Regions from separate parts of the Mus musculus genome. Here region 2 is linked to region 1. A link is a loop called in an ENCODE intact Hi-C map of the cell type or tissue named here. Cell type or tissue: heart. All regions are shown on one strand. Each heading gives the region's core, and the rest is flanking DNA. Links, peaks and the distances in the headings are about the cores only.

Region 1 (8,357 bases), core at 87-8,086:
AAGGGAATTATTGCATCTCTTAGAACTAAAGTTGGCATTTGTGAGCCAAACAGTGGGTTCTGGGATCTGGACTCCCATCTTCTGATAGAGCAGTAAGTTCTTTGACTGCTGAAACATTTTTTCAGTCCCCATGTTGGTTTCTGAGACAGGGCCTCTCACTGTCCTGACCCTTGCCATGTAGGCTAGGATGACTGGCCAAGGATCTGCCTGTCTCTGCTTCCCCAAGGCCAGAATTGTAAGCATGCACCATGCCTGTAATTTTTTTTTCATTTTTTTAAGCATGATTTTGGGGATCAGACTCGGTATTTACAAGGCAGTTACTTTACTATCTGAGCCATCTCAGTAGTTCTATAAGGAGATTTAATGAGGTATATTGTTTAGACTTAGAGATAAGAGAGGAGTGCTGATGGAATCAAACTCAATGTCCAAATATTCTGGCCTTGAGTATCATTTCTTGTTGTTCTTGTATTTGTTTGTATGTGCACGCCACAGCATGCCTGTAGAGCTCAGAGGACAACTTGCAGGAGTTTGTTTTCTCCTTCTACCATGTGAGTCCTAGGGGCCAAAGTCAGGCTTGGTGGTACATGCTTTTACCTGTTGAGCCTTCTTGTCTCTAGGAAGTCAAGCTCTGTCTTTATAAGACATTTGGGTTTTTATCAATTATGTTGAAGTTTCTGAATCTTAGTTGCCGATGGACAGCCTTCTTTTCCTTTCTATTGCCTCTTGCTTCCCCTGGCTTGGTGGATCCAGCCTTAATTTGAACAGTGGTGGCAGGAGTGTAGGAGGAAAGGAAAAAGAACAGCACTACACTGAATTGTGAGCATGCAGTGAGCTCTGAACATAAATGTATCTCTCACCCCCCTCAATTCCTGTGTTGAAATCCTCATCCCAAGGAAAGAAGAGGTAATTTGGTCATAGGTACAGAGCCTTAACACCTACATAAAGGAAGCCAAGAGAGACCCTGGACCGGTAGGTGCAGTGTCAATACCAGGCAAGAAGTCCCTCATCAGAAGGAACACTCCAGGAGCTTGGTTGAACTCTGTAAGCTTCCATACTACAGGAAATATTCTTCCGTTCTTAATAGCCACCTCCCTCTCTCCATCCCATTGATGGCATTTTACTATAAAGGCCAAGTCAACTAAAAATGGGGAAGTTCCAACTTGGGGTGAGAGGGGGGCAGGATCATAATACAGTTTGAGCTATCAGGAAGGAACACTGAGTCGGGAGTTCCCTTTAGTGGAGATCCTCTCCAGAACAGGCTGACAGCTGGGACTATTTTTATTCTTTGCGTGGAGAATCATAGCCACTTCGAGAAGGTGACATTTGGGGAGCCTCGTGGTGTTTGGTGGTAGTAGTCCCTATCAGCAACATGGAAGAGAGGAGAGAGGTACTGGTAGAAGTTCTAGAACCTGGGTGGATCCTGGCTGCCGCCAGGGGGAGACCTGGCGCGGCCTCCACTGCTCTCTGGAAAGCCTGTCAATTCTTGTCAACCCACTGTAGCTGCTGGAGCATTGGACATAAGGATGCATTGACCGGGTGAACCTCCTAGGGGAAGCAGCAATGCTTGGAGGCTCAGCAAGGGGGTTGGGGCGGGGAAAGAGCATTTTCCAGCTTGCTGCCTTCTACTGGTGGAAGCCAAGGCCGGGGAACCTGCGAGGTTGCTATGAACAAATTGTGTGCCCAGTTTGCTTTTCCACATCCACTGTGTGCTTACCTAAGACAGAAGAAAAGAAAGCACTCTGGAGGAAAAGTGGACTCTGAGGAGAGAGCATGGGGGCTTTTCTCCAGTCCAAGATCCAGGAAGGCATCCTAGAAGCAGCCTGCTCCCGTGATAAAGAGCTCTGGGCAGCAGGTGTCTGTTAGAGCAGGCTCCTATTAGAACAGGCTCAGAATTTCTGCAATGCCTGTTGCCATGGCAAACAGCCATTCACAGAACCAAGCTGATCATTCCAGAATCCCACCCCGCAGTTTAGCCTGTGACCCAGTCCAGTGAAGAGGAAAAGCTAGAAGCTGAGCCTCTAACTTCAGTTTAAGCAGTCTGCCTCACCTTCCATGGGCACTGGCCCATGTGTCACGTCCTGCCTGAAAATAGCTTTTCCCTCAGCCTACTGTTTTGGAAGGAATGTGTAACGTTCTGAGGTTCAACATCCCTGCGCCTTAGAAAAGGTGTTTTTCTTCCTGGTGACCAGACTGAATCCTCACCTTTGAAATGACCTCTGTGTCACTTCTGAGATGCTTGTGGGGAGATTCCCTGAATCTGGAAGATTTTCAGATAAGGAAATCCAGATGATTTCTAGAGAAATGAAATGTACCCAAAGTCACTAGGGGTTATTGGAATCTGGTAGTCAGACTTTTCAACTACCCAGAGCTTGACTGTTAAATCTATACAAGATCTCTGTTTTTTTTTAATATATATATATATATATTTCAGGGACTGGATAGATGGTTCAGGGCGTGCTTCTTTTGAAGATGTTCAGAGTTCAGTTACCAATACCCACATGGTGACTCACAGCCATCTGTAACTCTAGTTCCCAGGGACCCAACACCCTCTTTTGACCTCTATTGGCATCAAACATGCACATACATACATTCAGGCAGGACATACATAGAATAATAAATCTAAAATATTTTGATTATATGTATATGTGCCTGTCTCTGTGTGGCTATGCACATGTGCATGTGTGTGACTACAGAGGCCAGAGGTGGTGTATCCCCCTGGAAGATGGAGTTATAGACAGTTGTGAGCTATCAAATATGATATGAAATAGAAACCAAATTATGGTTCATCTTGCCCACAGATGCTGGTTTTTTTTTTTGTTTTTTTTTGTTTTTGTTTTTTGGTTTTTTTTGTTTTTGTTTTTTTGTTGTTTTGTTTTGTTTTTGCCACGTTAGTGTTTGTTCTGAATCTGATCCTCCCCCCAGCTCCTTTCCTCTCTCTCTTCTGATTCTGTAACAGCAGCATTTTTACCTAGGGGACACAAGGTTCTTCTCCTCTCTGCTCCCTTTAGCTCTTTTCTGACCTTAGTAAGTGATGATCAAGACTTTGTCCAGCTATTGAACCACAATGTCCAGACTCTGAGGGACTATAGGAAGAGAAAGGGAACAAGTTCAAGTTGAGAGTCAGGTCATAGTCAGACCAGGTAACTGACTATGGGGAGAGGGCCAAGTGCATGTCAGGTATAGTCTCAGCAAGGTCACTCAAACGACTACTGTCAGGGTCGACATATTTGCAGTGGGGCTGGGAGTCCAGGAGGCGCTAGAAGAACACAGGATTCTGGGAACATCTAATCAAACAGGAGCTAAGCCAAGTGCCTGTTGAGTGATGAATGGAGCAGATATGGAAATTGAAGTAAGAATCTTGTTGGCCTTGTTGGACCGAGCCATGGCTAGGCACCGTTAAGCCTTTTAGAGTGACTTGGTCATACATCAAGGCTGTGAGCAGCAGGACCTGTCCTCAGCCTCAGGGCTGGCATCACCAATGCTGTCAAGACACTGACTGTCAGCAGGCCCAGGCAGTGCTAGTATTACTTCAGGGATCCATGGTAGGTGAGAAGAGGCACAGATTATAATTCCTGCCTACTCCCAAACCCCAACAGCACAGAGCTTTCATAGGACATCTTAGTGCTTCCATCTCCCAGAGGGAGTGAAAAGCCTGACAACCTGATTGTGGGGCTTTAAAAAGTGTCTATAACTAACCACTTGTGTGCTGTGATGCCAGGGAAAGGCTAGAGGATACGTACTTACATGCCAGCAACCTGACTGGAACCTTGTCTCCCTCCCCATCTGAAAGTCAGGAAGTTGAGCCCCTGGAAATCTCACTTGGAATTTTTCACTCCACAAACCATTGAAACCCTATTCTCTGTGCTATGAGCACCTGCCATGTTCCAGATGGAACATCTGACATATGTGTTATCAACCACCATAGTAACTTCCTATCCCCTTCAAGGCACACATCCTAAAGTCCTCCTATTGGGTCTTATTTCATAAAGTTTCTACCACCTACTGATGGTACCACAGTCTGGGGCCCAAACACTTGCCATACAGATCTTTAGGGGACACTCAGCATGCTGTAACACCATCTTATGTTTGCGTGAGGGTTAGAGTTGTTCTCTGTTAATGTTATGCGCAAAGGCACCTAATCTGCCTTCCCAGCACAAACCTGGACTGTCATGTGCCAGCTACTGAAGTTATAACTTGAGCTACCGCTAAGTGGCGCTGCCTGCCAGCAGCAGGCACAGCTCTGTTCAGCAGTATGTGTGCACCTACTTCAAAATGTCATTGAAATTTCCCCATGTTTCTTTATCAAAAACAAGTGGGAACTGGGAGAAAGAGAAAGTGCTAATATTAGAGCTAAGCCAAACAACATTTCCGTGTGTGCTGGCTACTTTTATGTCAACTTGATGCATGAAATCATTCTGGAAAGAAAGAACCTCAATTGAGAAAATGCCTCAGCTGGGCTGTGGTGCATTTTCTTGCGTGCAGACTAATATGGGAGAGCCCAGCTCACTGTAGGCAGTGACACTCATTGGCTGCTGGTCCTGGGTGCTATAAGAAAGTAGGGTGAGCAAGCCATGCATGGTGAGCAAGCCAGTAAGCAGTAACCCCTCTCCAATCCCCCCCACCCTCGTTTCTGCATCACTTCCTGTCTCCAGGTTCCTGCCCTGACTTCCCTGGATGGTGGACTACAAACTGAAATAAACCCTTCTTTCTCTAAGTTGCTTTTGGTCACAGTATTTTATCACAGTAATAGAAACCTTTAGTATATCATGCTTAGTATACCTGCTTCCAGGAGGAAATTCATTTGCCAATCTTTGGGCTCAAATAGATGATCCTTGTCCTAAATGGTTCTACTGGAGGCTTAATGGTTAAAAAGAAAAAAGAAAAGAAAAGAAAAGAAAGGAAAAGAAAAGAAAAGGGAAAAAAGAAAACATGAAAGAAAACAGTCTATAAAATTTAATAGTTGTAAAACACTTCTTAAAAAGATAGGCTCTTGTGCTGTAGAGATGGCTCAGTGGTTAAGAGCATTGACTGCTCTTACAGAGGTTCTGAGCTCAATTCCCAGCAACCACATGGTAGCTCACAACCATCTGTAATAGGATTCAACGCCCTCTTCTGGTGTGTCTGAAGACAGCTACAGTGTACTCATATGCATAAAATAAATAAAATCTCAAAAATAAAAAAAGATCTTAGGTTGCTCATGTAGCCAAGGGTGATCTCAGTCTAGCTTCGGTAGCTGAAGATGACCTTGAACCTGCAATCATCCTATCTCTACCTTCCAAGTACTGATAGTTAAGGTGGCAAGCTCTACTATCTCTGATTTATGCAGTGTTGGGATCAAACCTAAGTCTTCATTCATGCTATCCAAACACTCTCTCAGCTGAGCTATATCTCTATCCCTGGATATGAAATAGTTGATCTCTTAGATTCAGGACTACTACCAGTGGAAGGGTGTCTTGTGCAAATTAGAAAAGGGGTTCTTTTTCCCCCTCCTCTATGTAAATATAACTCTGTACCAAGATACACAGGTGAGTTTCAGTCCCTGCTAAATCCATAACCAGATGCTGCCAGTGTACAATATGCCCAACAGTGCAGAGCTGCCAAGGATGAACATCCATTTATAATGCACAAGTCTCTTGTTCTAGTTTTGTACAGTTAATTTTATACACATGTATAAAACAGAAGGCTGCCTACAAACAATATCTATGGTTAATTTTTTTAAAAATTAGACTTGTCCCATATTTGAGACATTCCTGGGAACGTTGAGACTATAAAACCATGAAACTATAATGGGCAAGGCTAAGATTCATGTCCTCCCTCGGCAATCCTCCTCACAGAGTATTTATTTCCTAGAAATCTGTGTCCTAGTTTGGTTGTTTGGTTTCTGTTGTTGTCACAAAGCACTGACCAAGAGCAACTCTGGAGGAAACTTACAGGTCATAGTTCATCATGGAGGAAAATCAGGTAAAGGATTCAAGCAGGGGCAGAGGCAAGAACTAACAGGGACTCTGCTTGATTCCATGGCTTATGTCCAGTTATCTTTCTCACGCTTTCCAGAATCACTTTCCCAGATGTGACACCACCCACAGCAGGCTGGCCACTCACAAACCAATCAACAATCAAGAAGCCCCTTTGGACTTGCCTATATGCCAATCTGATAGAAGCATTTCTTCAATTGGACATTCCTCATCCCACATGACTTTTTGTGTGTTGACAAACACATTGCAGCACATTTGTATCATGCCTTTTACAGAATTGTGGACTATTTGAAGATATAAGCTAGATGTACCATTTATTTCCAGGGCACATCACGAAGATGTGTGAGAGTGTGCTGGTAGGAAATGGCAAGAATTACCTGAGTCCATGTTGAAGGAGAATGGATGTGCCTTCTCTAGGTACATGGCCCTCTGTGTTCTTCTTGATTTTTTGGATATAAATGGCACCCAGTGATTGATTTGTTTCCATTTCCCAAACTCGATGGGACAATCCACTGGGGCTGTAGTTCCAGGAGCTTACCAGGCACCAGCCTTAGTACAGAATCCAGTCTTGACAGGTTCACACTTGAGAACTGGTGGGTTCCAGCCCTCTCCTCTCCCTGTCCTTGGTCCCTTTCTAGTTGAGCCTGGGGAAATGGGCCTAGCTTTGGTCATTGCTCAGTGGAAGGAAAAATCAGTTGTGGAGAACAGGGAGTGGAGCTCATGGAATAGGTCTGTTGTGGGAGGAGCAGCCCCTCTTTGGTGCAGCAGACAAATGGCCTCTTCTCAATCGTGGAACAACTCCAGAGTACACTTAGGAATCCCACAGGGCCCATCTGAACATGCCACACAGAAGAGCTGCTGGCTGGTGTCCCTCAAAAAGGAGTGAATTATATGTTTTTCTAATGTGGCAGTCTGTAACCATGTTGGAAGGGAAATGATTGTCCCTAATCCCTTCCTGGCTTCCTAGACATGTAAGTTATGGCTGCTTTCTATCAGACCGCCACTATTAGCTGAAGGTCTTTCTTCTTGAGATTGCTCAGCTCACTTCTTTTTCCTCCCATCTCAGAGAATTTGGAAAAAATAACTTCCTTTGGTTAGCAAGTGAAAGTGTTGGCTCTTGCAGTGGAGGAAGTCTTGCGAAGGACAGAGAAAACTCCCATGGTTTGTGATTAGCAGCTGTTTTAAACAATGAATGAATTACCGTTCAACTCCATGAAGCAGAGTGGTCTGGTCTGCCTTTCCCGGCAGCTTTGTGGGCCTCCATAGGTAAATATCAGTTCCTTTCAAGCTCTATGCTTTTTTCCTGTGCATGGTCCTGGTGCCTATGCCTTCCACACACTCTAGAACTTGTTTGGAATGCATGGGCCTCTCAGGTGCCCACGACCAGAACTTGCCTTCTGACTATGCCTAGTACTTCATTTAAACTTGAAAAGAGCAGTTCTGCAGTTTTGAAGGTCTGTGTGGGGTGTGGGAGGTAGAGGTGGGGGGCTAGCACCTATTGAATCTATTCTTTGGTGATTTCATATGTGAATACAATGTATCTATATTTTATTTTTTAAAGATTTTTTCCTATTATTTCTAGCTGTGTATGAGTGTATGTTTGCATGTATGTTTGCCTGTCTATGTTTGTCTGTGAGTGCAGATGCCTGCAGAGGCCAGACGTGTCAGATCCTCTGAAACTGGAGTTATAGACAGTTGTGAGCCACCTGACATGGATGCTAGGAACCAAACTCAGGTCCTCTGGGAAAGCAACAAGTGCTCCTAACTGTGGAGCCATGTTTCCTGTCCTATATCTGATTTTTGCCAACAAAGTCTCTCACTGAACTCATCAATTCAGCTAGACTTGCCAGCCAGCCATGGCTCTTTCTGACTCTGCATCCCCAATATTTGGAATTACAGGTGCACAGTTTTTATATGAGTTCTGGAAATAGGAACTCAGGTCCTCATATTTGTATAGCAAACAATTTACCACCAGAACCGCTTCCCTAGCCGCTGAGTAGAAGTTTTGTGATTTCATGGCAAGGTGCCCCAGTCCCCAGCCTGCATAGACTGAGTCTCGTGTTCTATGCTAGGGCCCTTCACACAGGCTCAGTTCAGCCTTAGGCAGGGCAACTCTGAGCTATAATTTGAATTCATATATTACAACTGGGGGAAATCTGCTTTCCTTAGAAAAGCTAGACTTTTTAGCCACCGTCACCTTCTTCTCTGGGGACAGAGCTGGGTTCCCTTTCAGGCTGACCCAACTTCAGCCACTTTCCACGTAGCAGTATCCAAGAAACTGACATTTGAACTTTGATGGAAGGTGAGCAGTTTGCCAGGCAGTTAGCAGAAGACAGATGTTCTTATACAAGAGCCAGAGAGGTTCCACTTAGGTAGAAGAAA
Region 2 (8,357 bases), core at 334-8,333, 170 kb after region 1:
GCTGATGCTCGCATCTATGGTTCCAGATTTCTTTCCTAGCGTTTCTATCTCCAGCGTTGCTTTACTTCGGGTTTTCTTTATTGTGTCTACTTCTCTTTTTAGGTCTAGTATGTTTTTGTTCATTTCCATCACCTGTTTGGATGTGTTTTCCTGTTTTTCTTTAAGGACTTCTACCTGTTTGGTTGTGTTTTCCTGTTTTTCTTTCAGGACTTGTAACTCTTTAGCAGTGTTCTCTTGTATTTCTTTAAGTGAGTTATTAAAGTCCTTCTTGATATCCTCTACCTTCTTGATATCATCATGAGATATGCTTTTAAATCTGGGTCTAGCTTTTCGGGTGTGCTGGGGTGCCCAGGACTGGCTGAGGTGGGAGTGCTGGGTTCTGATTATGGTGAGTGGTCTTGGTTTCTGTTAGTAAGATTCTTACGTTTGCCTTTTGCCATCTGGTAATCTCTGGAGTTAGTTGTTAAAGTTGTCTGTGGTTAGAGATTGTTCCTCTGGTGATTCTGTTACCGTCTATCAGCAGATCTCGGAGACTAGCTCTCTCCTCTGAGTTTCAGTGGTCAGAGCACTCTCTGCAGGCAGGCTCTCCTCTTGCAGGGAAGGTGCACAGATATCTGGCTTTCGGACCTGCCTCCTGGCAGAAGATGAAGGCCGAAGAAACAGGGCCTGTACCAGAAGCTGTTAGCTTCTGTAGTCCACACTCTCACCTGCACAGACTAGTCTCAGAGGGATCTGGGAACCAAGATGGCTCCTCCAGGTGCTCTGGCAAAGCCCTTCCGGGAGGGGCGGACACCTCTCCTCTGGCAGGGAAGGTGCCTAGATGTCTGGAGCCCGAAACGGGGTCTGCCTCAGAAGCTCTGTGTCTTCAGCCTGTCCCAGAAGCTGTTAGCTTCTGTAGTCCACACTCTCACCTGCACAGACTAGTCTCGGTGGGATTCGGGAACCAAGATGGCTCTCCCAAATATTATTTCTTAAGAGGCTTTAAAAACTATCAAAGCCCAAAATCCCATCAATAACAAATATGATCAGGCAAGGTCTAGAGTGTAGCTGGATCCCATCAGAAGACCACAGGAAGCCAAATCTCTGTCTACTCCTTAGGTTTCAGGGATTACTGCTATCCAGGGCCAGGGACCCTGAATTAGCCAGGTGTGATGTGTCGGTGACCTTCAGCCTCTGCTATTTCCCTGTATGCCAAAACCTGTACATAAAGAGCACCCTCTTTAGCATTTCCACTTGACAGTGTAAGAAGGGATGGTCCCACAAGCACCTTAATTACTTTATCTGTGGCTGTGTCTGCTGCATTAAAAATGATTTTCCCTAGAGAACAGCATGTTCTGTACTTCAGAGTTCAGTCCTGACTCCTGAACAATGGTTTCCCAGGCAGCCTCAGATTGAATTGGCAAAGTCACTCTTTCTATCAAAGGTAGCCTTGCCCTATGAAGCCCAAGGAGGGGCCTGGAGGAGTTAAGTATGCAGGAAAGTCAACACCCTGATTTAAAAGTTGTGGTCTTGATTCTGTTTGTCTGGGGGCAGATTGGACTGGTGTAATCTGAAGGACAGTTACCAGTTTCTTTTCCCACATCCCTTCCCTTTCTTTCCTTTTCATTAAAGTTATAAATAACCAGCTCACATCTTAATGAAAGGGAGTGGTGTGAAGGACCAGAGGCCTCGGAAGGAAACCTACAGTAATAGCGCAGTTGCTAAGGAACAGGGCTGGACAAGTTAATTTTGTTGGCATAACATCTCCTTGTTATTTAATCTTGTGGCGTATGCATTTCGTCTGTCTGTCACCACATTACCAAAGCCAGAAGAAGCTGCTAATTGCAACACCAAGGTTGCAAACAGACCTGTCCAAACCTTGTGGAGATTTCAACTGTCAGAGTGAGGCCTGAGCTTTGATTTTTGCTTCTAGAGAAACGGGGGAGAAAGCTGGTGAGGGGCCATCCCTTGCTCTCTGCCAGACCAAACACTCACATGCCCAGGAGTGGCTCATTCTGGCTGAATATTAGTCCCTTGGGTTTCTTTTGGAGTGAGCCAATGTTTGGCTTTCACTTTCAAGGATACTGGTTTAATTGGTCTGAAAATGGGGCCTAGGCATGAGAATTTATGGGCCCTAGTGATCCTAGGCTGAGCACTACTCATTTTTAGAACCTTTGTCTTTCCACTGCTGGGTTTCATTCCTATGGTCCCAGAGCCTCTTGGGATTTGTTGTTAGTTTCTCCATCTGCCTCTCTATCTCTCCCTCCCTCTCTCCCTCCCTTCCTCCTTCCCTCCTAGACACACCGTGTATGTGAGAGAGGGAAAGAGAGAGACAGAGACAGAGAGACAGAGAGACAGACACAGAGAGAGACTGAGAGAGAGAGACAGAGAGAGAAGAAAGAGGCTCAGTGGATAAGAGATTTGTAGAGCAAGCATGAAAACCAGAGTTCAGATCTCCAGCACCCACCTATAAAGGTGGATGCAGTGTCGTGTGTCTGTAGCCCCTGAGCTGGAGAAGAGGAGACAAAAGGATCCTTGGGCTTGCTGGCCAGATACCCCAGTTCAATGAGTGCTAAGTTTAGCAAGACACTTGTATCAAAAAATAAGAACAAAAGATAAAGACACAAGACATTGATCTCTAGCCTCAATATGCTTGCATACAAGTATACATGTTCACATGCACGCACACAAACACATGTATCATCTCTTGGCATCTTTACCACAGTTGTATAAAGAGGGCATTACAAAAATCCCACTTAAAAGAGAAACTAGTATTTAAGAGGTTAAGTACCCAGATGCCAATTGCCAATATCTGGGATCTGAACGTGAACCTGATGCCAAAGCATGCCAGTGGCTTCTACTTTCTGCAGGAAACTCACAGAACCACAGATGCAGCTCATCTGCCACCATGGTTAGGGCTAGTCTTGGCTAGAGGATGGAGACACCTGGAGGCAGCAGCTGATCAGTCAAGTTTAGCAGCATGACTTCAGGTCCTGCCTTGAGTAGGAAGTTCATAAACATCCCTGCTGTTACTGTGCATTGAATTCAGGGCCTTATGCACACTAGGAAAGTACTCTACCTGGATTTTACTTTAGCCCTCCAGCTTTCTCTTATCTTGCTCTTGCTGGGCAAGCACTGAGCTATACACCTACTGAACTATATTCCCAGACCAGTCTTAGCTTTTTTTCAAAACCGTGTAGTTACCTTTCCATGGGCTGAGGGACATACCTGCTGCACAGGGCCATTGCTCAGATTAAATAGAATGATACACATAAAACACTTGAGTCAGGTCCTGCCATACACTCAGGGAATGGTGGCTATCATTATCTTCTTCTCAGTGCTAGAGTGCAGAGCTGACTGACTGCCTACTCTTCAGACCCAGGTCTCAGATGTTGGATTCTCTGAGGCTCAAGACTTGCAGACTCGAGTTCAAGAAGTTGACCCTTTGGCTTATACAATCATGCCAAGCCAGCAAAGACTTGTCTCCAGTTATTTTTTTTTTGAAAGAAATTAGGACCCATTAGCTTTCTTTGGGGGAGAGTCTAGTAGATGAAGTGGATTTAACATTTTCTCTCTCACTCTCCTTTGCTTTATTCTGTCTTCAAGGATAGGCTGTTTACTCCAGCTCAGATATACAGGTATTTTAAAAACTGTATGTATGTATGTATGTATGTATGTATGTATGTATGTATGTATGTATGTATGGTGTGTGAGCATTTATAAATGTGTGGTTGTACATGAGTACATATGAGTTTTGTGGTGCATGTGTAAATCAGTTGTTGATGTTTGACATCTTCCTTGGTTTTCTCCACTTACATACTGAGATAGTCCCCCACCCCCACGTTCTCCCCCAACCCTGATGGTTGTGAGCTGCCATGTCCACTGGTCTTTATTGGACTCTGGGGATCAGATCTTCCTCATTTCTTACTCTTCTGTCCTTACGCCTTTGGGGCAGGTCCTTTAACCAACTATTAAAAAACCATAAGGATGGAGAGATGGGTCAGTGGACTATTGAGCTCAATAATTCCAGTGTGGAAAAGTTTCAGATTCAGATCTAGATGATCCAGGCCAGTGATGCTGCAATTTTCAGGTTGGCCTGCAGGTGGAGTAAGAGCACACGACAGGCTCAGACTCCTGGGGATTCATAGACTTATTTACCTCAACAGTCACAGTCATCTCCAAGTTCACTAAGTCTAGTGCCCTGGTGGCTCTCAGGATCCATTTGGTAGTTCATTTACCTAGGCAAGAATATGAACTGAAGAAAAAAGTAGATAGAGATGGTGGGGGACGAGGGGCTGTTTCCCCTCCAGATATTACAAAACAAAAACCAAACCTTTCTCAAGACTTGAAGGAATCTGAGCAGGATCAGCTTCCAGTTGTATCCAAACTGTGTGAGCCTTGATCGCCATCAAGTGACAGACAGAAGTATTTTTCTAGGATGAAATTGCCTCCAGGGGAAAGGCAGAAGAATCTTTCAGTTATCACACTGCTTGAGTTACCGTTTATTCCTCTCAGCGGTGGGGACATTACAAGGATGAGTTGTCAGTGAGACAGTAGATAGCACTGGACAGTAATGGTCTTTGGGTAGTGGACACAGAAATGACACACTCACCATCATGAGGAGCCCTCAGCCCAGTGAATACATCAGAGTGGAATGGACTTATTTACAGAATATGACAAGTGAGGGGGCTTGGGAGATGGATCAGTGCTTGCCTTATGTCTTAGGGTTTTACTGCTGTGAACAGACACCATGACCAAGGAAACTCTTATAAGGACAACATTTAATTGGGGCTGGCTTACAGGTTCAGAGATTTAGTCTGTTATCATCAAGGCAGGAACATGGCAGCATCCAGGCAGGCATGATGCAGGAGAAGCTGAGAGTTCGCCATCTTCGTCTGAAGGCTGCTAGAAGACTGGTTTCCAGGCAGCTAGGATAAGGGTCTTAAAGCCCACACCCGCAGTGACACACCTACTCCATGGCCACACCTTCAAATAATGCCATTCCCTGGGTCAAACATATTCAAACCACTACATTCTACTTCCTGGCTCCCATAGGCTTGTTCAAACACATGTGTTTATGGGGGCCATAACTAGCCATAGCCTCTTACAGTGCCAAGCCTCAGTTGCTCTTCATGACTACTTCATGTCTTCAAAACCAGTACCATCTGGGTGACTCTTGAACATTACCAAGTCCAGCTGCAGCACGAGGTACAACCTTGGCTATTTCAGGAACACAGCTTCTTTGTGCTCACAGAAAACACTTCCCAGATGATTTCACATCAGTGATGCTGGTCTCTTCTCAACCACCACTAATTTCTTAGTTCCAGCTAACCATCATCAATTGTCCCAGAAGTCCTTTCTATTCTGGACTTTAAAGCCAGAGCCATGTGGTTAAAGCTGCCAAGTTCTGCTGCTTTCTGGGTCTGGAACATGCCTCCCCTTATTCTATTACCAGCTGTCTGTTTTCCAACTCCCTCACTGCCTAAGTTTGGCTGTCCTGGAATGTTTTTGTAGATTGACCTTGAACTATGAGATCTTCATGGCTCTGTCACCTGGGATTAAAGGTCTGTACCACCACTCCTGGATTTAAGCTTTTCTTCACCTAAAACTTGCTCTGTCCCAGGCTGGCCTTGAACTCAGAGATCTGTTTGTCATTGTCTCCTGGGATTAAAGGTGTGTACCACCATGTCTGGACCTAAATTATCTGGGTGGGATCTTGCCCCAAAGTCCTACTTCCTTAATCTGTTAATTCCTAGAACATAGGACCCAGCTCCATTCTACTTCCTGGTACCTGTTTAATACTTGAACTATATATTTTATATTTTCCCTTTCTCAGTTTGCTCATTTTCATTAAAATGCTTTTCATAAGAATGAACGTTAGTAACCACACAAAAGAATTTATACTAGGCTCTTTTGAGACTTCCTTTTTCAAAGTAATTAATCTAAATCTTTTCACCTTAGCCTCAGGCAGACTCTGGACAATGGTAAAAAGCAGCCACATTCTTCACTAAGATATCACAAAAACAGTCTCTATGCTACATACTGAAATTCTTCTCTACTGAAACCTCTTGAGCCAGATCTGCACAGTTCAAATTGCTCTCAGTAACAAAGTCTTTTATATTTCTACTAGGATTGCCCACTAAACCCCACTTAAATGATTCCACTGCTTCTCAAATCCAAAATCCCAAATCCACATCCTTCCAAACAAAAGCATAGTCAGACCTATCACAGTATGCCCCAGTCCCTGATACCAATTTCTGTTCGTAGGGTTTTACTGCTGTGAACAGACACCATGACAAAGGCAACTCTTATGATGACAACACTTAATTGGGGCTTACAGGTTCAGAAGTTCAGTCCATTATCATCAAGGCCAGAACATAGCAGCATCCGGACAATCATGGTGCAGGAGGAGCTGAGAGTTCTACATTTTCATCTGAAGGCTGCTAGAAGACTGGCTTCCAGGCAGCTAGGATGGGAGTCTGAAAGCCCACACTAGCAGTGACACACCTACTCCAAGGCTACACCTCCAAATAGTGCCACTTCCTAGGCTGAACATACTCAAACCACTACATCTTATAACCACAAGGACATGATTTTAATCCCTTGAACCCGTTTTTAAAAAGCTGAGCATGATGATGGAGTTAGAATTGCAGAAACATTAGCAGAAAGGTTCCATGGGTCTTATTGGCTAATCAACCTAGCCTACTTGGTAAGTTCTAGGTCAATGAGGGACCATGTCCCAATAAAAGATGGATGGTGTTCTACATGCACATGAACACATGTGCATTTACTCATGCACATGCACACACACATAAAATGTACATCTATATTTATAACTCCTTATATATCTCTCAATATATCTCTCATCTATCTCTATCATCTATCTCTCTATCTCTCTATCTCTCTATCATCTATCTATCTATCTATCTATCTATCTATCTATCTATCTATCTATCTATCTATCTATCTGTCATCTATCATCCATCTACCATCTATCTTATCATTTATATCTATGATCTATCAATTGTCTATTCGTCCACTCAACTATTATCTATATAAAACAAGTATCCTATAGGTATTTTGGAGAGAGCTATTTTTACTTCCCTGATCTTAGAAGACCAGCCCAAAGAAGGCATAGTATACTTACCTGGTGAGTAAATAGACAATGATTTCTTTTAGATTCCCTGCTATGTACTCTATTTCTTCCTATGAACATAGTCCCAGTGCTAAAATTACTATCTGGCACATCTCCGTTTTCTCAATACAACATATATATGTATGTATATATATATGTGTGTGTGTGTGTGTGTATGTGTGTATAATTTTTATATATAATTATATATAATTTTTCTTTCTCTCTGCAGGCCTACAATCTATTTTCCTATCTTGGATTTTAGGATCAATACTTTTCTTTGCCAATGCCAAAAAGTCTTTGCTTGGCCAAATTATCAGATAGTCTCCTAAACCTTTCTATCTCCTTGCAAGAATTTAACTGAACCAGCCTAGCAAGAGCCCTCTCTGATCTACTCATCCTTGGTCTCGGGTCAGATTCTTCCCACTGCTGTTCCCCCCAGGGATGTCTGCTTACATTTGCCTGCCTTCACCAAAACCACAATAGGTTAGAACCTGAGAACTTACTACCTCTTAGGTGTCCTTACCTCTTCCCCACCCAGATTGCTTTTTGACTATCATCTCTGCTGACCCAAGTTGTGCATGGAATTGAGTCCAGTTCTACACTGAGGTCTCTTCTCCCCATTCTGGCATACAGCCTTCATTATATATGTCTTACTGTGTTGCCATCAAGTTATGGTGTTTCTTTGAAACTAACCTTTTTGCCATTAGTGGTTTTGTTTGTTTGTTTGTTTGTTTGTTTGTTTGTGCACACGTAACTCTGTGAGGCATTAAATCTGAGGACAAACAGCAATAAATAGAATCTTGTCCCCTCCTGGGAACAGATGTACTTCCTGGTGCATCATCTTCTGTATATTGGACATGGGACATGGAACAGCAAATTGTCCTGGCAGAGCCAGCTTCTCCAGAGCCCTGGGGAACCCACAAGACTGAGGTACTGTGGGTGACTTTGCATTTGGTTTCTCTGCAGGCCCAAACCTGTCAGTAGAAGCTCTGTTCCAGTCTCTCTTGGCGGTGACGAACCTGATCTAGTAGCCCTGATGGGACTGGCCTTTCTCCTGGGTTAGGTAGAAACATGCCTGCTGCCATCCCATTCACCATGGGCCACTCTGCTTGGGGATGCTATAGTCGCTCTGTGTCACACTTGGACAGCTGTTTCATTATATGAAATGCAACAGGGAATGACATGGATCATCATACAGAAATAATTATTTAAACAACTACACATGAACTAGTGCCAGACACTA

Evidence for each region. Hi-C counts contacts between places; a loop is a spot of excess contacts. Peaks named below come from ENCODE experiments on the same cell type or tissue, not always from the same donor. Only the 100,000 strongest peaks of a DNase experiment are listed, where the experiment ranks them.
Region 2: it touches region 1 in a loop (8-fold over the local background); 8 of 42 quality-filtered maps call a loop at or near these places.

What each region holds. Positions count from the first base shown.
Region 1 is chr19:60,604,829-60,613,185 of GRCm38, reverse strand. Gm46652 (a long non-coding RNA gene) reads right to left here and starts at 1,956. Exons shown (of 2, transcript XR_003952898.1): 1 at 1,715-1,956. In heart, for the core only: CTCF peaks have their summits at 1,429 (motif pointing right) and 4,203; no DNase peak of the experiment used is centred there; H3K27me3 peaks cover 241 bases.
Region 2 is chr19:60,433,763-60,442,119 of GRCm38, reverse strand. No RefSeq gene overlaps it. Among named protein-coding and RNA genes, the nearest start is that of Prlhr, 30 kb to the left of the region's middle. In heart, for the core only: CTCF peaks have their summits at 4,100 (motif pointing right) and 4,373; no DNase peak of the experiment used is centred there.